4 separate regions of the Homo sapiens genome follow, and regions 1, 2 and 3 are each linked to region 4. Evidence: chromatin contacts called from ENCODE Hi-C or POLR2A ChIA-PET data. All regions are on one chromosome and are shown on one strand. The core of a region is the stretch at or near the end of the contact, and the rest is flanking DNA. Distances in the headings are between cores, read along the strand shown. Region 1 holds the start of SUPT6H (SPT6 homolog, histone chaperone and transcription elongation factor). Region 2 holds the start of NSRP1 (nuclear speckle splicing regulatory protein 1). Region 3 holds the start of SSH2 (slingshot protein phosphatase 2). Region 4 holds the start of NUFIP2 (nuclear FMR1 interacting protein 2).

The links. Hi-C counts contacts between places; a loop is a spot of excess contacts on that map. ChIA-PET counts read pairs that join two places held with the same protein, here RNA polymerase II (POLR2A). Pooled maps may share reads with other maps.
Region 1: a map of CD8-positive, alpha-beta T cell shows a loop between it and region 4 (2.8-fold over the local background). The contact joins the promoter of SUPT6H here to the promoter of NUFIP2 in region 4. A Hi-C loop is called at or near these places in 2 of 168 maps with a recorded cell type or tissue (CD8-positive, alpha-beta T cell and naive thymus-derived CD4-positive, alpha-beta T cell), 2 of 37 single-sample maps with no recorded cell type and 8 of 50 pooled maps. POLR2A ChIA-PET finds 5 or more read pairs at or near these places in 1 of 52 experiments (GM12878).
Region 2: a map of CD8-positive, alpha-beta T cell shows a loop between it and region 4 (6-fold over the local background). The contact joins the promoter of NSRP1 here to the promoter of NUFIP2 in region 4. A Hi-C loop is called at or near these places in 1 of 168 maps with a recorded cell type or tissue (CD8-positive, alpha-beta T cell) and 9 of 50 pooled maps. POLR2A ChIA-PET finds 5 or more read pairs at or near these places in 2 of 52 experiments (IMR-90 and activated naive CD8-positive, alpha-beta T cell).
Region 3: a map of B cell shows a loop between it and region 4 (16-fold over the local background). The contact joins the promoter of SSH2 here to the promoter of NUFIP2 in region 4. A Hi-C loop is called at or near these places in 2 of 168 maps with a recorded cell type or tissue (B cell and CD8-positive, alpha-beta T cell), 2 of 37 single-sample maps with no recorded cell type and 12 of 50 pooled maps. POLR2A ChIA-PET finds 5 or more read pairs at or near these places in 6 of 52 experiments (CD4-positive, alpha-beta T cell, H1, PC-9 and 2 more).

The regions. Positions count from the first base shown.
Region 1 is chr17:28,657,982-28,664,149 of GRCh38, reverse strand. SUPT6H (SPT6 homolog, histone chaperone and transcription elongation factor) reads right to left here and starts at 1,945. Exons shown (of 37, transcript NM_003170.5): 1 at 1,808-1,945. It overlaps SDF2 (stromal cell derived factor 2), which reads left to right and starts at 2,244. Exons shown (of 3, transcript NM_006923.4): 1 at 2,244-2,424. The coding sequence starts at 2,274. RefSeq lists enhancers at 1,155-1,829, 1,927-1,996, 1,358-2,557.
Region 2 is chr17:30,113,255-30,118,787 of GRCh38, reverse strand. NSRP1 (nuclear speckle splicing regulatory protein 1) reads right to left here and starts at 1,972. Exons shown (of 7, transcript NM_032141.4): 1 at 1,925-1,972; 2 at 615-708. The coding sequence starts at 1,944. It overlaps MIR423 (microRNA 423), which reads right to left and starts at 1,709; the gene lies at 1,616-1,709. It overlaps MIR3184 (microRNA 3184), which reads left to right and starts at 1,628; the gene lies at 1,628-1,702. RefSeq lists silencers at 1,540-1,609, 1,546-2,147 and enhancers at 1,860-1,959, 1,990-2,089, 2,110-2,229, 1,262-2,461.
Region 3 is chr17:29,925,961-29,932,001 of GRCh38, reverse strand. It overlaps SSH2 (slingshot protein phosphatase 2), which reads left to right and starts at 1,774. Exons shown (of 16, transcript NM_001282129.2): 1 at 1,774-2,064. The coding sequence starts at 2,002. It also overlaps a transcript of EFCAB5 not described here. RefSeq lists silencers at 592-761, 1,495-1,584, 1,735-2,014, 2,525-2,574.
Region 4 is chr17:29,290,250-29,296,370 of GRCh38, reverse strand. It overlaps NUFIP2 (nuclear FMR1 interacting protein 2), which reads left to right and starts at 2,223. Exons shown (of 4, transcript NM_020772.3): 1 at 2,223-2,588. The coding sequence starts at 2,312. RefSeq lists enhancers at 1,855-2,054, 2,365-2,464, 2,158-2,918, 5,770-6,121 and silencers at 2,625-2,744, 3,375-3,554.

The DNA.
Region 1 (6,168 bases), core at 696-3,195, 630 kb after region 4:
AAAATCCAAGAGTGAAATGTCAATAAAGCCAAGATGAAAGTTTGGAGGCAGGAGTAACTATGTTGAATATTGCAGAGACAGAGGAATATGAGAACAAAGTATCCATTGGATTTGGCAACATAGAAGTCACTGGTGACCTTGATAAGAGCAACTTCAATGGAGTGGGCAAAGTAGATGTGGTGGCACTTGATTACTAGAAGCTGCCTCAGGAGGACTGCTTGAGCTCAGGAGTTCCAGGTGGCAGTGAGCTATGATGGGGCCACTGCACTCCAACCTGGGCAACAGAGCAAGACCCTGTCTCCACAAAAAAAAAAAAAAAAATGGAGTGGGCAGAAGAGAAGCCAGATTGGTATAAAATGAAGAGTGAATGAAAGTTGAGAAAGCTGAGTTGGTACAGGTAGAAATCTATGAATGGAAATTTAAAAAATTGGCATGGTAATTGGAGAGGGATGTGAAGGATACCAGAACATAATTTGTATGCTGATGGGAACAGTTTCAGGGAGAGACAGGATTTGGTGACTGATTTTATTGGGAAATAGTGGACAGGAAGGAAGACAAGGATTACAGGCAGGACTGATGGTAGTGCCATTTATTAAGGTCAAGAATATAGAATCAGGGCAAACGTATTTGCCTACAAAGATCATGTTTCCACCACACTAGGTAGGCTTTCAGAGGAAGAACTGTAAAATTTGACTAAGCCTCTCCAGACGGTACCACTTTCTGATGTAATTAATCTCCTGATGAAGTTAAAACCTCCTAGAGTTGCAAGGCTATGCTAATCCAATCTAGCAGCCACACAAGCCAAGTGAATAAAAATGTACTTGTACTGGTGAAAGGGACATTACTCGTAAAAAAGGGCTCTAAATTCACAGCTGATGGAAGAGCAGTTATGTTTCTGTAATCAAAACACTGAAGACTTACAAACTGGTAACTTCCAGATAAACAGTGGAACCAGACATTTTTCCGAAGAAATTAATCAAATTCAATATTGTTTACACTCCCTAATGCTCATTAATGATGTAGCTTCATACACCCTTGTTACTTTTGATATTACAGTGAATTTCCACGGAAGTATTTTCAGAGATCTTAGCCCTCTGAAATAAGTATCAGTTCTTGCAACAACCCAGGAAAATTAACTTCTCCAGCTGGTTCAAAGGAGTGCCTGAGGAGAAAGGTAGAAACTAGAAGATGGAGTTTTGACTTAATAACTAATTTTGATGTTCATGATAGGCCTCTGGCAAACGTTTGAGGAAATGAATCTATAGAGAATGGACGGGCTTTAGGACTTCTACAAGACCTTCGATCTTTAGAAAGGGATGAAGGATGCAACCATCTACAAAAAGTTCTATTTGTATTATTCAGCAATATGTAAAGAGCTGGAATTTGGCATCGCCCTCTAGCCTGATGGCCGAGCTGCTGAAAGCTCCACAGGATTCATATCCCCAGAACAAACAACTCGATCACCTGATCCTGGCTCAGAAGCCCCAGGTCCCTTCCATCCCCAATCCTTTTGCGTGGCCCAGTTTTAAAAACCTGCGGAGAGAAGGACGGGATGCCAGGAAGCCTGTTGATTCAACGTGCCACCCGATTCACGGGTTCCGGGTGTCACTGGGCTGGGAAAAGCTTTCGGACTCTGAGCAACTACAGCGCTTTCCTCCCCCTTCCCCCCATAGAGCAGGGAAGGCCAGGCTCCCCCTTCTTCCCGCATACGGCTCCCCACTGCCTCTTCCCTTACGTGACCAGGCCCTAGGAGCCCGGTTCCCCACCTGACTCCTGCGAGAAACACGCTCTCCAGTCGGAACTTTACCTGTCTGAAGCCCGCCGCTCCTCCAGTGCGCTAAGCCCCCACCGAGGAAAATGGAGTCGTCGAACCGAGACTGGGAAAAGATAGTACGGACCCACCGCACGGCCCCTCCGCCGCCACCGCCGCCGCTGCTGCGTCAACGTGCTACGTCATTTCCGGCTCCCTGTCACCGGGAGTGGGCGGGCCATTTCTTGTTCTCTCTCCCGCTCTCGGAAGCTTTCGTCTCGTGGGTGCGAAAGGTAACCGAAGCGGCTCAGGAAGGCAGCTGTCACTGAGCCCCTGGAACAGAGCGAGAGTATCGTAAGTAACCAGGCTCAGCCGGTTTCTCAGGCCGCTCTAGTCAAATAAACCATAAAGATCAGACTCGGGCTTCTTCACTTCCTTCTCTCCGTGGTTTCGCCATTAGCTTCCGGTTCCGGGGAGGGGCCGAGTTTTCTTCGAAGATTTGGGGCTCCGCGATACAGTTAGGATGGCTGTAGTACCTCTGCTGTTGTTGGGGGGTTTGTGGAGCGCTGTGGGAGCGTCCAGCCTGGGTGTCGTTACTTGCGGCTCCGTGGTGAAGCTACTCAATACGCGCCACAACGTCCGACTGCACTCACACGACGTGCGCTATGGGTCAGGTAATGCTGGGGACCGGGCTCGGGTGGGCTAGGGAGGACTCGGAGGCTCTGGAGGGGCGGGGCCTATAGAATATCTGACAGTGTGGTCTGGGAAAGTTAGGGGTTCCCTGGGAAGGTTCCTCAGGTCTAGAGAGTCGGAGAACTGAATTGTTCTAAGGCATCTTAATCGCAACACCACCTAATATTTGGTGAGCTACAGGCCAGGCACGTTACCTATGTCCTTTTTCCGATTATTAACATTGTTGTAAGGTGGACAGTATTGTTATCCTCATTTCACAGATGAGGAAACAGACGCAGAGAAATTAAATCGTTTATTCAAAGCCTTGCAGTTAGCAAATGACAAAGTCGGGGTTCTATCCAAATCTATCCAGGTTCAAAGCCTGCTTTAGAGACAAGAAAATTACAGTAAGTGCTGTGTCTGAAATTTTAAAGTTACAGTAAGTACTGTCTGTGAAACTTTAAACTCCAAGAGCTCACTCGTTGACTACAACCCTTTGTCTTCCAGCTCTTCTGCATCTTACACTTGCTCCTCAGTTTCCATCTTTGGCCCCCTTCTACCCAAACCTTAACCTCCTTCTTGTAAGAAACTTGGAGCAGTGACAGGAATTGCAGAGAAAACTGCTTTTTTTTTTTTTTTTTTTTAGCGTTTGAAATTAAAATGTTTAGTAATAAATTATTTGTGGATTCATTCAGCATAGGTCTTAATGAGTTCCTACTACATGGCTAGAATTGTACTACATACAGGAGATTCGGTGGTGATAATCAGTCAAGAAAATTACAATATAATAAAAACAGACTAAAAAAAGAAAGTCTTATCTGCCTGAAAAAAAAAGATAAAGTTAAAAAAAAAGAATGAAGGTCAGCTAGTGAGATGTGAGAGGCATCTAAGATAGCTGGTAGATTTTTGTCTTGAATGACTGATGATGCTGTTTGCTGAGGGAGGAAAGAGTTCTGTCAGGTGGGCTAGTCTGGTTCATGATTCCCAAAACCCATCTGATCAGTCAGACTAGGCAAGGACATGAGTTATCATCACTGCGATGTCTTAATAATTCTAGCACCCATTCAGTGAACACCTACCATGTTGTCAGGCTTATTTTTTACTTTGTTTTGGTTTCCTACTTTGGATCTACTGAATTAGAGTGGAGGTGGACAGAGGCTTGGCAGTAGCAATCTGTAGGTTTAAAAAGCTCTTCAGGTGGTTCTGATGGACAGCCAGATTTGGGAACCAGGTTCAGTCCGGAGCTCAGAAAAGGGATCTGTGCTGAGCCTGAGATACAACATTAAATATAACATCTTGTACAGACTGTGGTTGAAGATGTCAGGGTTGTAGATGAAATTGCCCAGAATGAACTGTGATTCTCTATCTGGGATTAATTTGAATAACTGGAGAAACTTGTTAAAAATACAAATGCTTTTGTCCTGACCCTCAACAATTGTTTAAGAACTACAGGTAGCCCTCTCCGTCTCCCTCTCTTGTCTCTTCTCTCTTTCCACGGTCTCCCTCTGTTGCCGAGGCTGGACTGTACTGCCGTGATCTCGGCTCGCTGCAACCTCCCTGCCTGGGGCTCCCGTGATTCTCCTGCCACGGCCTGCCGAGTGCCTGGGATTGCAGGCACACGCCGCCATGCCTGACTGGTTTTCGTATTTTTGGTGGAGACGGGGTTTCGCCGTGTTGGCTGGGCTGGTCTCCAGCTCCTGACCTCGAGTGATCTGCCTGCCTCAGCCTCCCGAGGTGCTGGGATTGCAGATGGAGTCTTGCTCACTCAGTGCTCAGTGTTGCCCAGGCTGGAGTGCAGTGGTGTGATCTTGGCTCACTACAACTTCCACCTCCCAGCCGCCTGCCTTGGCCTCCCAAAGTGCTAAGAGTACAGCCTCTGCCCGGCCGCCACCCCGTCTAGGAAGTGAGGAGCGTCTCTGCCTGGCCGCCCATCGTCTGGGATGTGAGGAGCGCCTCTGCCTGGCCGCCCCGTCTGGGATATGAGGAGGGCCTCTGCCCGGCCGCCACCCCGTCTGGGAAGTGAGGAGCACCTCTGCCCGGCCATCACCCTGTCTGGGATGTGAGGAGCGTCTCTGCCTGGCCGCCCTGTCTAGGAAGTGAGGAGCGCCTCTGCCTGGCCGCCCCGTCTGGGAAGTGAGGAGCGCCTCTGCCCGGCCGCGCCATCTGGGATGTGAGGAGTGCCTTTGCCCGGCTGCCACCCCATCTGGGAAGTGGGCTGCCCATTATCTGGGAGGTGAGGAGCACCTCTGCCCGGCCACCCCATCTGGGAAGTGGGGAGCACCTGGCCGCCCTGTCTGGGATGTGAGGAGCGCCTCTGCCCGGCCGCCACCCCATCTGGGAAGTGGGGAGCGCCTCTGCCCGGCTGCCCCGTCTGGGAAGTGGGGAGCGCCTCTGCCCGGCCGCCCTGTCTGGGAAGTGGGGAGCGCCTCTGCCCGGCTGCCCCGTCTGGGAAGTGGGGAGCGCCTCTGCCCAGCCGCCCCGTCTGGGAAGTGGGGAGCGCCTCTGCCTGGCCGCCACCCCGTCTGGGATGTGAGGAGCGCCTCTGCCCGGCCGCCACCCTGTCTGGGAAGTGAGGAGCGCCTCTGCCCGGCCGCCCATTGTCTGGGATGTGAGGAGCGCCTCTGCCCGGCCGCCCTTCGTCTGGGAGTTGAGGAGCACCTCTGCCTGGCTGTCCCATCTAGGAAGTGAGGAGCGCCTCTGCACGGCCGCCCCGTCTGGGAGGGGAGGAGCGCCTCTGTCCGGCCTCCCATCGTCTGGGATGTGAGGAGCGCCTCTGCCCGGCCACCCAGTCTGTTAAGTGAGGAGCTCCTCTGCCCGGCCACCCTGTCTGGGAAGTGAGGAGTGCCTCTGCCCGGCCGCCCCGTCTGGGAAGTGAGGAGCGCCTCTGCCTGGCCGCTGTGCAGTCTTCCAAGTGTGAAGTGACAGCCTTTCTGCAGGTGTACCCAACAGCACCGAAGAGACAGCGACCATCGAGAATGGGCCATGATGACGATGGCGGTTTTGTCGAAAAGAAAAGGGGGAAATGTGGGGAAAAGAAAGAGAGATCAGATTGTTACTGTGTCTGTGTAGAAAGAAGTAGACATAGGAGACTCCATTTTGTTCTGTACTAAGAAAAATTCTTCAGCTTTGGGATGCTGTTAATCTATAACCTTACCCCCAACCCCGTGCTCTCTGAAACGTGTGCTGTGTCAACTCAGGGTTAAATGGATTAAGGGTGGTGCAAGATGTGCTTTGTTAAACAGATACTTGAAGGCAGCATGCTCGTTAAGAGTCATCACCACTCCCTAATCTCAAGTACCCAGGGACACAAACACTGCGGAAGGCCGCAGGGACCTCTGCCTAGGAAAACCAGAGACCTTTGTTCACATGTTTATCTGCTGACCTTCTCTCCACTATTATCCTGTGACCCTGCCACATCCCCCTCTCCGAGAAACACCCAAGAATGAACAATAAATACTAAAAAAAAAAAAAAAAACTACAGGTAGAAACAGATGAAGGCCAGGCATAGAACTTTGGATAATCCCAAGGTATAAGGATTTGGAGGAAGAAGTGAACGGTTGAATAGAAAGCAGAAAATGTAGGAGACAAAATGTAGACCATGGTTTAGTGAAGCGTGGCTGTGAGGACCCAGAGAGCTGTAAGGCAGTAACCAGAAGTAGGAAGGGAGACTTGGTTTGCCTTTTCTGAAAAAAGATATAATAAAGTCATGAAAGGAGCTGATAGTTGGCTACATTTACCCGTGTAAC
Region 2 (5,533 bases), core at 723-3,222, 820 kb before region 4:
AACTGAGCAAGACACTGTTTCAAAAAAAAAAAAAAAAAGAGAAAAGAAAAGCACACATTTGGGATTGTTTCTGATATATAACTGTGGGTTTCACAGAAGTAGTTTTGGCTGCTAAAATAGAAAATGTTGATATTAGATGTTACTGTAGTACTATCAAGAGTAACTATTCACTACCACGATTATAACTGAGCAATTACATTTGGCAGACACTGAATTTAAAAAAAAAGTAGCGTTGTTAAGAACTGTTATATAGTGATCTTAGCTCATGGTTAACAAATTAAAAACTGCTTTGCTAATAAAAATTTGTAGAAAATTGGTGACATCTTAATAACTCATACCTAGGGATCTTTACACCAACAATTTTGTTATGACAATTTCAGTAGTCTGAAAAGACCGTGTATTTGTTTAAAGGTAAAGTTTGCAGCTTTTAGAGGGAAAAAAATCTTTAAAAAATCGGTGGAGCTGCTTTCTTTACACCTTCCTTTTTGACAATTCTGTAAATTATACTCCACTGTACTGACAAATAACAAAGGCAAAGGTATCAGAGTCACAAGTTCAATTTTTAAAAAATTTACATTTCCAACCATGCACGAGTAAAACATAGGTTTCCTTACCTCATCATCATCATCAGAATCATTCCCAAACACTGATGGTTTTTGCAAAACAGGGTGCAACTGCTGTGTTTTCTTTGGCAAAATAAGCCCATACCTGCATATATTTTTTTTGAAATAGAAATTAAACCTTTATGTTTAAATGTTAACAAATACATCTACTACCTCTTCCACATGAAGCTACCAAATCAAAACATGTCATAAGCTTTATGAACACGTAACAGACTGTTTTTGCTTCTCAGTGATCTCAAAATTCTAACATGCCGTAAGATTCTATAATTACTACTCTAAGTGATCATTTGTGGACACGGGCCAAACTCGAATACCATTTTTATCAAAGAAGAGAAGTAAATGAAAAGTTCAGAAATGTTTTAAGATGGCGAAGTGACAGTAACATTTAAAAAAAAAAAAAAAAAACATGTGTAGTGGAAAGTTTAGTTCATGTCCACTAAAGATTTTAAAATGCTTTCAACTATCCTTGTGGTCTAAACAGTCAAGAAAATGGCTAGATTTTTTTTCCTACTGTGTACTTACACAGTTTCTAAGAACTGACTGGATAGTGTAACTCACGAAAATTTTTAAAAGATAACTGAGAAACCCAAGTAGCCATGGGGCAAGTTCGCATTACACTTTATTAAGATCATGTGCTTTGCCTCGGAGCATCTGAGAGAACCATCCCATCAGATCCAACTCCTTTAGTTTCTCACGTTTTGGCCTTTAAGATGCGGAGATCACGGGAGGCCGCATCAAAAGTAAGGATTACACATCAAAGGTAAAACTTTCAAGTACGTACAGTATTTGTCTCTTTTGCGGCAACGTATACCCCAATTTCCTATATGCCTACCCTTTTTCTGTGGCTTCTCAGAACAATATTCCTAAAACGAGAAGGAAGGGCGGGAATCAGGACTTGAGCTTCTGCCAAGGAGAACAAGGCCCTCTAAGGAAGCCAGGAACTGTCTCTCTTCACACTGCCCCTGAGAGCATCCAAGCGGGGAGAAACTCAAGCGCGGGTTAGGAAGCAAGACTGAGGGGCCTCAGACCGAGCTTTTGGAAAATAGAAAAGTCTCGCTCTCTGCCCCTCAGCCTAACTTCCTTTATTTCCTCACAAGTTTCTCCCTCAAACTTCGGGCTTCCATCCGGGAAAATGTACGGGGGAGGGGAATCTATGTTCCTCAGGACTTCTCGTTTTTTCCCGTCTCTACCCTTGACGACACAGTCCCTTCACTTCCAGCGCATTTAAAACTCCTCGGCCAAAGATACAGTCGCCGTAGTTTCTCATCCCCCAGCCTGACCCTAACTCCCGGATCACTCACTGCCTGCCCGGAATCGCCATCTTGCTCCCGTGTCCGCTGAACGTGGCCGACGCCTCCGTGACGCTGACGCCGATGTCGTCACGTAAACTCTCGCGCGGCTTTGGGTGGCCCGGATCCTGCTTGTCGGTTGAATCGCTGGTTTGAGTCACTTCTATGGTACTGGGAATCGGATCCAGTGACCTCTGTTTTGTTTCGGAGCCCACCGGCTGCCTCAAAATCTGTAGGAGAAAGGAATGACAACGTTCTAGGCCAGTTGTTCGCAGTGTGTGGTTCTGGGACCAGCGGCATCAGCAACACCGGAGATACTGTTAAAATGACAAATTCTCGGGCCCTACCCCAAACCTGCAGAATCAGAAACTTTGGAGTGAAGCGAGTTATCTGAATTTTAACCAGCGGGTAATTCTGATAAAGTTTGAAAACCACTGCCATGGCTATCGATATTCCCCCTACCCCCTTCCAAGTGTTCACTTTAACTGGTTCAGGATAATTAGGCGAAAAATGAAAATCTGTGTATTAATAATACCTTACATAGGACCAAAATTATTATTAAAAAAAAAATTTTTTTTTTGAGACGGAGTTTCGCTCTTGTTGCCCAGGCTAGAGTGCAAAGGCGCGAACTCGGTTACCTCAACCTCCGCCTCCCGGGTTCAAGCGATTCTCCTGCCTCAGCCTCCCGAGTAGCTGGGATTACAGGCATGTGCCACCACGCCCGGCTAAGTTTGTATTTTTAGTAGAGACGGGGTTTCTCCATGTTGGTCAGGCTGGTCTCGAACTCCCGACCTCGGGTGATCCGCCCGACTCGGCCTCCCAAATTGCTGGGATTACAGGCATGAGCCACCGCGCCCGGCCCAAGGACCAAAATTATTAATAATACTGTTCACGGGCCATTGGGTATAGGAATCAGGATCATATATGATACTTTTTTTTTTTTTTTTTTTTTTTTGAGACGTAGTCTCGCTCTTGTCGCCCAGGCTGGAGTGCAGTGGCATAATCTTGGCTCACTGCAACCTCCGCCTCCCAGGTTCAGGCGATTCTCCTGCCTCAGCCTCCTGAGTAGCTGAGATTACAGGCGTCCGCCACCATGCCTGGCTAATTTTTGTATTTTTTTAGTAGAGGCGGGGTTTCACCATGTTGGCCAGGCTGGTCTCAAACTCCTGACCTCATGTGACCCACCCGCCTCAGCCTCCCAAAGTGCTGGGATTACAGGCGTGAGCCACCGTGCCTGGCCCATATATGATACCTTTTTGAAAACTCTGCCCACATCTGTGCACTCATTCACTCTTGGTTCATTCCCAGCTAGTCTCAGAGCAGCCAAAGAGATCAATTACTGAGATAAGGATGTTGAAATCTCCAACTATAATTGCGAATTTGCTTCTCCTTTCAATTCTATCAGTTTGTGTCGTGTATTTTGAAATTAGGTATGTAAACATTTAGGATTGTTACGTTCTCTTGCATTAACCTCTACTAACCTCTATAGCATTAAGAAGTGGCCCTCTTTATTCCTTTATTCTTCTTTGTCTGCTTGGTCTGCTATCAATATAACTAGCTTTCTTTTGATTAATGCTAGCATAGTGTATCTTTTTCAACCCATTTTAATCTATTTGTGTATTTACATTCAAATTGGATCACTTGTTGACAGAAAATAGTTGGGTCTTGCTTTTTTATCCAGTCTGACAGTCTCTTCCATTTAATTTGGATGCTTAAAACATTTTCATTAAAGTGACTATGATTGCAGGCTGGGTGGGGTGGCTCAGGCCTGTAGTCCCAACACTTTGGGAGGTTGAGGCCAGCATGCACAACATAGCCAGACCCCATCTCAAAAAAAAAAAAAAAAAGTATGATTGCTATTTGTTTTCTATTTTTCCCAACTGTGATTCAGCTTATGATTTTCATGCTTCAGCCTCCTTTGTTGGTTTATTGACCATACTTCTTTGCTTGTTATATAAGCTGTTGCTTTAGGGTTTCTAATATATGTCTTAAACTTATCACAATCTGCCTTAAAGTAAGAATCTACCACTTTGTGTATAGTATAAGAAGCTTAGAAAAGTATACTTCCATTTTATCTCCTAGTTTTGTGCTATTGTCACTATGTCATAAATGCACAATAAATTATTTTTGCTATAAAAAGTAACTTGGTTTTTAAAAAGATTTTTTTGAATAGGAAAAATACGTTTACCCACATATTTATCATTTCTGGTGTTTCCATGTCTTTGTATAGATTCAGATTTCTATCTAGTATAATATTTTTAAAAATATTTTTAAAAAGTTTTATTGAGCGATAATTCACATATCATACAATTCATTCATTTAAAGTGTGCAATTCAGTGGGGTTTAGTATAGTCAAGTTGTATGTTTAGTATAGTCATAGTTGTACTACCCTCACCACAATCAATTTTAGTTTTGTTTTTGTTTTTTGAGACAGAGCCTTGCTCTGTTTCCCAGGCTGGAGAGCTATGGTGCATCTCAGCTCACTGCAAGCTCCTGGGTTCAAGCCTCCTGGGTTCAAGCGATTCTCCTGCCTCAGCCTCCTAAATAGCTGGGATTACAGGCGCCCGCCACAACACCCAGCTAATTTTTGTATTTTTAGTAGAGACAGGGTTTCTCCATGTTGGCCAGGGTGGTCTCAAACGCCTGACCTCAGGTGATCCACCCGCCTCAGCCTCCCAAAGTGCTGGGATCACAGGTGTGAGCCACTGCACCTGGCCAATTTTAGATTATTTTTAATACCCAACAAAGAAACCATATACCTATTAGTCACTCCTATTTTCCTCCAAATCCCCCAGTCCTAGGTAAATATTTTATGTCTATAGACTTGAAGTTCTATCAGTTTTAGCTTCATGTATTTTGAAGCTCTGTTATTAGGTTTAAGATTGTAATGTCTTCTTAATTGACTTTTCATTATCAAATAACCTTTATCATTATAATATTCTTTGCTCTGAAATCTACTTGTGTGATATTATAGCACTCCAGTTTTCTTTTGACATTAACTCTAGGGAAAGCAAAAGGATGTACAGGAATGGAAAATAATTGTAATTTACAACATGGCTAAGCTGTAAATAGCATACATAATCATGATAATATAAACACTGAATATTGATCTATTCTGATTACATTACCATGTAATAATATTGGGAAGAATGGATGGGAAGCGTGTGTGTATATATGCTGAGGAAGGAGCTAAATCTTTGTATTGTATACTGGGAGATTAATAGATATTGCCTAAATCGGAAAAACAAAAGTAGCCACACAAGCATGTAATTTAACAATATAGAGGTAAATGTCAAAACCACAGCTAAAATAGGGGTTGGCAAACTTTTTCTGCAGTCAGATAGCAAATAGTTTAGTCCATGTGACCCATATGGTTTTTGTGGCCACTACTCAACTCTGCCCTGGTAATGTGAAAGCAGCCACAGACATGGGCATAGCTATTCCAATAAAACTTTATTTACCATACCAGGCAGCTGGCCAGATTTGGCCAATGGGCTGTTTACCAACTCCTGAGCAAAAAGAATTGAAAGTAGCTGACTCAGAAGCAAGGAAAATAAAGGTAAGGTGGGGCTGGGAAATGCTGTGGTCTCAACAGACCTTGTATAACAGAATGACTTTTTA
Region 3 (6,041 bases), core at 525-3,024, 640 kb before region 4:
GCTGGAACTAGAAACCAGGTCTTCTGATTCCTATGGTAGTGCTCTTTCTCACTGCAAGGTTAATGGACTTAAGCCTTTCATCTTCCAAAAGAATTTCTGAAGAGTATGTTACCATGAAAAAGTAGAACATCATTGTTGCCCTCCCTGAGTCAGAGAATCAACATACAAGTACTAAGACCTACAGATTTGAATATTACTTTTTCTAGAATGATACTTTGGTTCATAAAGCACATATATTTCATTTATTTGAGTTCATTCAGCTTCTAGCTATGTGTATTTTTTGGCTATGTATCTAGTTTCCTCTTTGGTCTCCCATGCATTGGTTCAAAGTTCTTACTTCTGAAACTTGCCTTCTCTTTTCCTGTTTACTACGGAGCTCTGGGGAAAACACAGTCAGATTGTTTAATCTGTGAACCATACATCTTTGTTTAATTTTGTCTCACAGGCACTCCTGATCACCACCAGGGGGCAAAAGCCTACCAGCTGGCTTCTCTGCACTACACTCTACATAGGACTGTACAGTACAGGGACCCTCAGTGTCTGATTCTTGATGGAACCTCCCTGCTAATTATTTCAACCACAGGGCCCCAGGGAGAGAACAAAGGCTCAGCACAGAGGACTCTTGTGGCGTTTAACCGTACAGCAGCCAGAAAGAGCTCATGACAGCCCTGTCAGTTTAAAAGAAGCAATGAGATCCAAGAGTGTTTGAGTGACAAACAGGAGGGGGTGGGTTTTAATAACTGCAAACTCCCAAGTGTGTGTGTTTTCTACAGCTTTGATATGTACGGTGGTATTTACCAGCTCATCCACTCAAGCTGAGAAATAGCCTTGTCAACTCTCTTTCTTTGTGTAAATAATCAGTGATATTTGCATTGTGCAATTTTTTTCCTTTTTAATCTTGATTTTCCATTACATTCTTTGCTTATGTTCTGCAGACAATTTACCCCTGAGAAAACCATTCCCTTAAAATATCTTTTAATCTACATTTTTACATAGGTCTATGAAAGAATGACATTTAGAGACGAAGGAGAAGAAAGCTTAACGAGCAAATCCTGTTTAATTAAAAGACTGTCTTCACAGCAGGAGGCAAGTGAGAGGTCAATAGCAGGCTGGACCCTCACAACCGGCTTCCTCGGACTCCCAGGCGCGCTCAGCTTCTCTTCTCCTCAGGAATAATGAATAAGTCTTTAGACAGGCAATAGAGGAAGCATGAGGGTACCACAAACCTTTCCAGGGTATCAAACGGAAAATGGTTTTCTTTCCAGAAGTCTCATCATAAAACATAGACGGAAGGGGGGGAAAAGTTAAGAAAAAGCCCCCGAGAGCCGGGGTGAAGGGAGTAAACTGGTCTAGCCCAGTTCTGTCTGCGCCCAGTGAGAGGGTTTGAAACTCCGCGGAGCCCTTTCCCAATAGAAAACGTGTTTGCTTCAGGATTTTCATCTCAGCTGCTTTTTTTTAAGGTTGGTTAAGCTGTGCGCCGCCCCACCTCATAAAATGGTTGTCTCTCAGGAGTGAAGACTCCAGCGGCCCCCCGCCCTGGGACCCCTCACCGGGCTGGCTCCCTTCGGCCCCTTCCCCCACCCCACTCCACAGCACCCAGTGCTGGCAAACCGCGCGATTCCAGCACGAAGGAGGAAACCCAGGAGGGTGCGGCGGCCCGAGGCGCACGCACTCGGCCAGCTTCCGGCAACTCAAGGGTTACGACCAGGCGGCGGCGCGCGCCGAGGGGAGAGGCGGTAGCTGACAGGTGGCGCCTGCGCACTGGGAGCGCTCATTGTGCCCCGCAGCTGCGGAACCGCCCGCCCGCCGCCCGTTCGGAGCGTCAGTCGGCGACAGTCTGGTGGTGGGTGCGGAGTCTGCGGCCGTTCCCGCGGCCTCCTCCTCCTCCCCGTTCCCTTCACCCCCACCCCGCACCCCTTTCCCCATCCCGGCTCCGTCACCCTCCCGTCCCCCACACTCAGGACAAGAATGCCCTGCCCGGAACAACCCAGCAGCGCCTAGATGGCTTTGGTCACGGTCCAGCGGTCACCTACCCCCAGCACCACCTCCAGCCCCTGCGCCTCGGTGAGTCCTTCCTGGCGGCCGCTCCGCTTGCTTCTGTCACTGCGGCTCCGCTTTGCCTCAGCGGGTCCCGCCGAACGCCACTGCGCACGCGCCGCGCCGCTTCCCAGGCCTTGGCACTCGGCTGCCGCGAACCCCCCCACACCCCCATGTTAAAGACTAGCAGCAGGAACTACAAGACGTTGATTTTTGCCCCCATCACCCTGAGCACCTAGCTCCTCACAATCCTCGCCCTGAAATCCCCTGTGGCATGCCTCCCTATGGCTTGAGCACTTCCTTTTGGTAATGAGTCATTCTTGCTTTTCACCCTCCCCCTTCTTTTACCCTCTGTTGCTCTGCTGCAGGGAGGGGACCGTGAGCCTCCTGCGTTGCCCCTTACCCACACCCACATCTCTTACCCACACCATTTCATAGACCTGTTCAGTATTTGCACACTGCACACCCTTCTTCGTACTCGCCAGGGTGTGTGCCTTCCCCTAGTCACTTGCTGGCTTTCTTTTGCTCTGTACTGTTCAGGCTTTGAACTGCCCAACCGTAGTTATTCCTTGGTTTCTCCCGCCTGCCCCCCACCCCAGAGGGTAGCAATGATCTCTGTTTCCTGGACCTCTTACCTTTCCTTTATGAGGTCCCGAAGCATCTGGTGCTGCTTAGTGATCAGTGTCAAATTATTTCCGTCTTACAGATATTTATGCCTTACACTCATTGCTCGTGATCATTCTTGTTCTAAGGTCGTGTTTGTATGGCTCGTTACCTCAGATGCCTATGCCAATAAAGCATGCTCTCAGAAGGAAAATACCCAGTAACCAGCCTTTCCCCGCTGGGCCCGTCTTTGCCTTCTCTCCTCGCCCCACCCCCATTCGTTTACACTCCATTCTCTTAGGCTCCATTTTTGAAAATATTTATTTTTAAAAACAATATATTGCACCAGTGGGGCAAATGGGCTTTAAAAAACCAACATCCAGATGTTTTAGAGAGAAATAAACTGAGTGAAAATGCGAGCAACTGGGAAAACCACCTTGAACTTCCTACAGAACTGTAATTTTAAAAACGGTGTTGGTGGATTTGGTAGTATCAGGTTGCAAAAAAAGGTATTTAATAAACACTGTACCACTTTCCACTGTAAAAAAATCATCAGGTTACCCTTAATATTTGTATGTTAACTGAGGTGTGAGCTTTGATATCCTGAAATTTGCTGGCTTGTCATTTCAGTATAATTTCCTGAATTTCAAAGTTTTGTTGTGTATGGTTGTGGTTTCTTCTTTTCTGAGCTTTAATTGCATTTTGTGTGATGAAATTGACAACTATATCTTAATAAGTGATTTTATTTCAAAGGTTATATATCTTGTGTTGTTTCAGAGAGCAGAACTGGGATTCTTGGTTCAGGGAGGCAGATTTCCAGTGATTGTAAGGAAGAATTTGTAACAGTGGAGTGCACTGCCTTGCAAAATAGTGAGTGCACATTGCTGGAAATATTCAAGCAAAGGCTGGAGAACATTTTGCCTGGGAGGTGGTATAAAGAATTCCTGCAGTGGGGGACTTCTAAGACTATTTCTAATCTAAGATTTTGTGATTTGAGAATACTTGTACTTCAAAGCTGGTAAAACATTTTAGGGTCATCTGAAGACAAGTATCATAGGAATAAATCTTTAATATAATTTATTCTTATGTGTAGTACTTTATGCTAGTTTTTGGAAAGTCATTAACATACCATCAAACCTTCTTAATTCACTCCACTAGTAAACTCTTTGGTTTGTGGTTACTAGGCCTGATTTTGAAGAAATCGATTGAAAGTTAGTAGAGTCATGCAAATAAACTAGAAATCAGTACTATAGTAACATTTATTTTCCTTGGGCACTGTTGAAAATAGCTTATGCTATGATAATATATGTATATCAAGTTGTCATCATACTAATTTACTTGAAGTGAATGATTAGTATACAGTAAGACCGTGTACACTTGATATGACTTCATTAGCCAAAACTTGAGTTACTTTAGAATCTTGAGGTATGTTAATAGTCACTTTTGACATAGGTAATTAAATTGATCATGTAATAAGCTCAGTTGTTGAGCAAAATCACTAATATTTCTATATCTACTAGCCTGGTTATTTCAGTTGTTTATACTTGGCCCTGAATGCAAAGGAATCCTAAGGCTGGTGTAACAATCAGCATCATTAGTATAACTGATAAGCCAGCTTCCTTTCTCTTTAAATTGTCTTCCTATTGGACTTCATCCAGAATTGTGTTCAGCTGAGTTGTTTCGAGGTCCTTGTACTCTAGCATTTGGCTGCTGTCTGACCTCCATATATTTTGCTGTTCTATCTCTTGCTGTATGAATAGGTTGGGTTGTTTGTTTTAAAATAGAGAGCAAAAAGAACCTAGAGGACCATGAAAGAAGAGATTTAATTTTGTGAGACTGGAAATTTACATTTTTTTATTAATCACTTTAAGTACGCTGTTAATACTTTTACACTATAGGATGCAGGGCATTTTAATACTGCCAGCTCTTTAGTGTTGTTTCATTAGGCATTAAACAATATGCTAGGTGTGAGTGACCATTGTAGATACTAAGATGTATAGGAAATTGACCTGTTCATCAGGATCTTGCAATCTGGGGGGCTGGGGCATTGGAGGAAGAACAAACATAAGGTAAGAGGGAAAAGAAGAAGAAGGGGAATGATACTGTAGGTACCTGAAGAGTTTGTGATGGTCATAAGTATTGTCTGAATTCAGATTAAGATAAGTTCACTAATGGCAATGTTAATAATAAGAGTATAACAATATCTAACATTTCTTGGGTCCTCATCTATGCCAGGCATCATGTTAAGCGCTTTACATGAATTAATTCATTTACTTTACACAGTATGCCTTAGGGAAGTTGCTCTTATCCCCATCTTAAAGATGAAGCTGAGGCAGAGTTATTAAGGAATATGCGCAGTGTCATTCAGCCAGTAAGTGACTGGAGTTATAATTCAAACCCAGATGTGTCTAACTTTAGAATCTGCCATCTTTTCCTCCTTGGTGATCAAAAAGTATGCCTAATAGGTGGCTCTCGAACTAGTTCTTGAAGGATGGATTGAATTTCTATAGGCCAAGAGACAAGCTGTGAAGAAGAGAGTATTGCAAGTGAAGAGAAATTGTGTACACCAAAACTTAGAGGCAGAAAAGTACAGGGCATATCTGAAGGAATTAAATAGACCAGTTTGAGGAAGGATTTGTATGGGACAGTAGTAAGAGATAAAGGCGAGGAGGCAGCTAGGGCTGCACAGGGACTACTGAGCTTGGGAGTTTGGAGTTTGAACTTGATGGAGAAGGTAGTGGAGAGTCTGCTGAGGTTTTGAGTAGAAATGATCACAGTGGTATTTTAAGATTTTTTTTTTTTTTTTTTGAGACAAGGTCTCACTCAGCCATTCAGGCTGGAGTGCAGCAGCACAATCTCGGCTCACTGCAACCTCCACCTCTTGGGCTCAAGTGATCCTCGCACCTCAGCTTCCCCAGTAGCTGGGACTACGGGCACGCACCATCACACCTGGCTAATTTTTGTATTTTGTATTTTTTTTTTTTTTGTAGAGATGGGGTTTCGCCATGTTGCCCTGGCTGGTCTCAAACTCCTGGGCTCAAGCCGTCTGCCCACCTTGGCCTCCCAAAGTGCTGGGATTACAGGCATGAGCCACCACACCTGGCCTATTTTAAGAAAATTGATCTAGTAGATATGAGCCAGAGGGCTTTGAGAAAGAGAGAGAGGCCATGAGTGGAGCCAGTGAGAGGCTGTTCTAGAAGCCCAGGTGTGAGGTAATAAATGCCCAAACTGGGATTTTGAAGTGGTAAAGGAAAGAAAGAGACAGATGTGAGGGGTTGTGGAAAATACTTGGGAACTGATTAGATTTGCAGGGAGGGATCAGAGATGCCAACTCTTAGGATAGATATTGTTCTTCCTAGATAATAGATGTTTCCTGATTATTAGAGGGCAATATAAGAATT
Region 4 (6,121 bases), core at 974-3,473:
GCAGAATATTATTCAGTGGTAAAGACTTATTGTGATATGATATTATTATTAGGGTTTTCATTCTCAAAATTGGGTAAATGTACCCCCAAAGAGGTTTTTCTTTAAAATTTAGCAAAGCTGGCTGGGCCTGGTGGCTCATGAATCCCAGCACTTTGGAAGGCTGAGGTGGGCAGATCACCTGAGATCAGGAGTTCGAGACCAGCCTGGCCAACATGGAGAAACCCCATCTCTATTAAAAATACAAAATTAGCCTGGCACAGTGGCGCATGCCTGTAATCCCAGCTACTCAGGAGGCTGAGGCAGGAGAATTGCTTGAACCCAGGAGGCAGAGGTTGCGGTGGGCTGAGATCATGCCATTGCACTCCAGCCTGGGCAACAAGGACAAAACTCCATCTCAAAATAAAATAAAATAAAATTTAACAAGGCAACACAAATCCTTACTGTATAGAACATGCCAAAATTTGGTCATGGTTTTCAGGATTCAATGACATTTGTTATTGGAAACCAGCTTTTACGTTTTAAATAAGCTTTTGCATTGACATTCATTAATTTCATAGCATAAACTTTTTGCTTTCAAGCTTCTTGTTCCTTTAATGTTGTCCTGTTGTAGGAATTCAAGCCACATTTTAAAAATTCAAAAACGTAACATACATTGAGGAAACAGTCCATATGTCCGTTGCTGAGTGAATGAACAAAATGTGGTATATACATATAATGGAATATTAGTCAGCCTTAAAAAAGAGGGAAATTCTGATGTATGCTACTCTGAAGACATTATGCAAAAAAGCTAGTCACAAAAAGACAAATACAGTACAATCCCACTTATATGAGGTACCTAGAATAGTCAAGTTCGTAGAGACAGAAAACAGAACAGTGGTTATCAAGGGATGGAAGGAGGAGGGAAAGGACATTTATTTTTATTGGGTATGAAGTTTCAGTTTGGAATGATGAAAAAGTTCTGGAGATAGATGATGGTCATGGTTCTACAACAATACGAATGTACCTAATGCACCTGAACCATACACTTAATATTAAGATGGTAAATTTTATATTATGAATATTTTACAATTAAAAAAATCCCCCAATCTATAACATACATTGGGAAAAGTGCATTTTATCTGTATATTCAGTTTAACAAATAATTACTAAGCAAATATATGTAATCACCACCTAGCCCCCAAAATGAAATATTATCAGAGTAACCTGTGTCCCTCCCCATCACAACCCTCTTCCTTCCTGAGTAACCACTATCATGGCTCTAACATTTGCTTTTGAAAATCATATACTGTGATGTGGTAATGCAGGATAAGTTAAATCTACACTACAAAACGCTACAGAATATTTCTTTTAATTTCAATTTTTCCATAAGTGCCAAAAAAAAAAAAAACAAACCCACTTAATAACTTTTAAGTGCTCTTTCTCCCCTTCCTTTGCTCTTGAAACTTCTCATTCTAAAACCTATTTTGGTTCCACAGTTGACCTCACCTGCAGAGTTTAATTAAAAAAAAAAAAACCTTCAGTGTAAATTTTCATTCCTCCTGCTCTCCCTTGCCTCCAACTACAAAGAAACAATGATTTAAACCCTTTGTGCCCTTTTAGAAAATTACACAGATACCCCATTGTGGAACCCTATAATCCCTTCGTGGAAAGGAAGAGATTAGCATATGAATACAAAGCAAAATGAATCCAGAATACAAAATGATCTACTGGATTGTGAAGCTCTTGTATGCTTAAAAATGTATTTATTTCCTCTTTTTGTATTGCCCCTTTAGTGGTCTCGGGGTTAAGGGAATTGAGCTTCCCTTTCTGGTTACCCGGAAAAGGATTAAAAACAAAACAAAACAAAAAACAAAAAAACACCAGATTCTAAGAGGTGCAAAGCCAGCAGATGGCTCACAGCACCAGTGGAATCGCCAGTGGAATCTGCTACCCTCGACACGAGCCTGCTTGCCGGCGAGGAGTGTAGAAAGTGCTGTTCACAGACTGCGTGGTGAAGGAGAGAAAGCGACAGAAGAGAGAGCCATAGTGCTGACGTTGAAGGCCCGGCCCTGTGAGGTTGCACAGGGTAAGTGGCGTTGGCCAGGCGGCAGCGGCGAAGGGGAAGGAAAGAGGATTTGAGCTGGGGGCGGGGCTTGCGGCACAGCGTGGCTCCTGATTGTTGGAGTGCGGCTGCCAATCTCGCAGAATCGCTCGGTTAACCAGTGCGCTGGCGAGACGCGCTCAGATATACTGAGTGAGCCCTGAGAAGCAGTCTCAGATCCTGACGGTGCAGCAGCCCGCAGCCTCAGCCAGGGAGTCCCAGCCGCTTTCAATGGAGGAGAAGCCCGGCCAGCCACAGCCTCAGCACCATCACAGCCACCACCATCCGCACCATCACCCTCAGCAGCAGCAGCAGCAGCCGCACCACCACCACCATTATTATTTCTACAACCACAGCCACAACCACCACCACCACCATCATCACCAGCAGCCTCACCAATACCTGCAGCATGGAGCCGAGGGCAGCCCCAAGGCCCAGCCAAAGCCGCTGAAACATGAGCAGAAACACACCCTCCAGCAGCACCAGGAAACGCCGAAGAAGAAAACAGGTCTGGGAGGGAGGACGGGTGGGGGAAGGGGGTTGGGGGTGGAGGACAGGAGAGATGGGGGTGGGGCTGGATCCGAAAAGCGCGGACGGGGTCGGGGTGTGTGTGTGTGTGTCCCCTCCGGCTCTGGGGATGCCCCTTTCATTCTAGAGCTCGGGCTGAGCAATGGGGTTTGCAGCGCCCTCTCCTTCCCTCCAGCATGGGAGAGGCCCAGCCAGGCCAGCGTGACCTTCCTGGCCCCGGCCCCGGCTGAAGGGAGACCTGCTGGGTCGGCCTTGCAAGTCCAACCTCATTATTCTTTTCCCATTCACCTCCCTGCGTCCCTGGAGTTACCTCAATTTGGGGGCCCTGAGATGGGGTAAACCTACCCCCCCAAAAAATCCCTCGAGGTGTAACTCAGGAAGGCCTAGCGAATCCCGACTCGGATGGTGTCGCGAGACCCTTTTGCAGGCGGCGAGGAGTGGGTAGGTAGGGTGAGTTGAGGAAGTGCCCCTCACCCGCCACCCCAAGCCCACCTGTGGCCTTGGGGCTCCCCGTCTCGGTGGGGGGGGCTGTTGGGACCCCTCATCTCACGGGTCATTTCCACCACTAAACGCCCTTTTTGGGCGCCGGACCCCGCAGTCTTGTCCCGCGGCTCCTCCCGAGGCCGGCGCCCCGCGCCCGCTCCCCCCAGAGCCGGCGCGGCTGGAATGTTCTCTCCTCCTCGCGGGGCCGCTTCCTGTCCGCCATGTTGGAAGCCGATTCCTGTCACCGACTCCGGCCCACTGAGGAGCGGAGGGGGAAGGGTGTCGAGGGCCACACGGGGCGGCGGAGCCGGGTGACCCGGGATCACCACCGGCCGCAGCCTCGCCCCCTGCACTGCGGGGGCGCCGGCGCCCCCCGCACCGCGGCCGCCCCCCCCCCCGTCGCCGGCCGGGGTTGTGTAACCCGGTGGCGGCGCGCGGCCCCGGGCGGGTCCCTGGGGTGAGGGGCGGGGGCGGTTGGGGTGGGGGAGGGAAGCGGCCACGAGGGGAGCGGCCTGCGCAGGGCCCCGCGCGCCAGCGGCCGCGTTTCCCGCTCCCGGGTGCGGCGGGAGGCGCGGGCAGTCGGGGCGGGGAGCCGGCCTCGAAGCGGAGCTGAGAGGGAAGGAGGCCGCGGGCGGCGGCCGCGGCGCTCCTAGAGGCAGGAGGCCTGGGGGGGCGGCGGGGGGATTCATTTCGGGTAGAGGCGGTGCCTGAGGCCGGGTGGGGTACCCAGCGGGAACCCAGCTCCCCGGTCACGAGTTTCTCTGCCACAGGAACCTCGTCTCCTGCCAGGTTCGCTCACGACTCCGCCTCTGAGGCTTTCACTTGGGCCTTTTCCTTCTAGCAGCTCATTTTCTACAAAAAAAAAAAAAAAATCCAAAAACCTTGTTCCATTCCCCTCCCGACCCAGCACTTACCTTCTGAGCTTGGGTAGTGTCTTTGAGGTGAGGGATTTTAAAAAATGTTAGGATGGGGAAGAGTGCGAGCTTTTTGACCCCTCTTTCTTGTCCTTAAGGGTGAACCCAAGTGGCTCATCCATGAGGTTAGACTACTACCATCTTGCCTCGGATGAGGCTTCTCTCCGTGTTAAAAAGAAAGGTGTTTTTCGTATTTTAAAATCGATATTGATCCCCAAACTAATCTTAATAAACGAGAAATTGAGGGTAAAAGTCATGTAAGAAAGTATTTCACGAGAAGTGAGTTTAATAGTTTATAACCCACGCAGATTTTAAAAAATAAGGGCTCTTTATAAATCGAAGAGAAATGAAGCGTAAGAAAGCGTATGTTAAACCCAGCGTATCAAATTTGATAGAAGGAATTGTTGAGAGCTGGAGAAATACTAAGTGCTTTTTTATTGCAGATTGTAACTTGAAGACTGAAATTAGAATGTCAGATTTTCCATTTTGGGACTTCGTAGGGACCCGATAGTATGCAATAGAAGTGAACACATACGCACGAGTTAGGTGTTTTAATCCTAAAGATTTGGAACAGTTTAAAAACTGTTAGGGACTATATAACTAGATTTTTTAGCATTAGATCTTGTTCAAAAGATGAGAAAATACTACCATATTATGGCTGCATAAGGCAATATTACTGTTGAGATTGAAAAATTGTATCTCATCGGTCAGGTTAATATACTCTTGCCAGACTTCTCTCTACATGTGGAAGCAACCGCTGAACCATTCAAGGTGGTATTCCTCCAAATATTTCTTGTCTTGGAAGGGGTGGATAAAGAGGAGGAAACTGGAATTAGCAGTTTTGACAGAATGTAAACAGTTTGGGGCGAGTGTATGATTTGGTCACAGTACTGTTGCTTTGACATGCATAATGCTAATAACTAAGAAAACATTACAATATTTTTGAAATTTATCTGTAACATGTTGAGGTAGGCTTTGGTAATCCATTGCTCACAAACCTAAAGAGGAACAGTTTTTTTTAATCCAGAAGAGGGCGCAAGAGAAGGCCAAATGTGTTGAGTAATTTGTTTCTAATTGAAAAGCTAGATGTATCAGGACTCAAGTTTTGCTGAGTCTTTTGGAAGTAGGGTTAGTATAAGCAGCCCTAAATAAAGCGCTAGGAATCCTTTAATTTCTTAAATTTATTCTATAATGTTTACATTTTTCTTAAATATCTACTATTTAAAAAGAAAATTTCTTTCCAGCATACTTCATACATATCACAAGGTTGTCATGAGAAAAACTTTATGTAGTTAAACAAGATTTTCTTTTCTTTTTTTTTTTTTTTTTTGTTATTAAAACTTGCGGGCGGGAGCACAGTGGCTTCTAAGCCGTTTTTTCATTGTTTGGTGATTTCCAGTATCTGAGTCGCTACATACTAGTAATCTTAGGAAGAATTATTCTTGTTAGCTTTGGTTCAGCTCAGTTTGGAGATTGGATTTTTTGCTATTTCAGATTGCTCATCTTTAATTGAAATCTGAAAAGTTGTGACTAATGGGCCCAAGGATACAAACCTTTGTTTAACCTGTTAGCATATTAAATGATACAGGTAGGTCTTATCCAGAGTTAGGTAAGGAGATAAAGTTATATCTGTTAAAAATGATGAGAAGAGCCTTTATTTAGGAACTTTATGCTTTTCTTTCTTTCTTTCTTTCTTTCTTTTTTTTTTTTTTGAGACACAGCCTTACTCTGTGGCCCAGGCTGGAGTGCAGTGCAGTGGCATGATCTCGGCTCACTGCAACCTCTGCCTCCTGGATTCAAGCGAATCTCCTGTCTCAGCTGGGATTACAGGCATATGCTACCATGCCCAGCTGATTTTTTTTTTCTTTTTTTTAGTAGAGATAGGACTTCACCATGTTGGCCGGACTGGTCTCAAACTCCTGACCTCAAGTGATCCACCTGCCTGGGATCCTAAAGTGCTGGGATTACAGATGTGAGCCACTGTGCCTGGGATTTTTCTGAGGAAAAAAGCTTTTAGAAAACATCCTAAGCAATAATCTCTTTCTTGCTGTTTCATAGTTAAAATTGTGCCACCAAAAATTTGATTTGATTGGCTATCATAGCTTTTCCAGCAGCC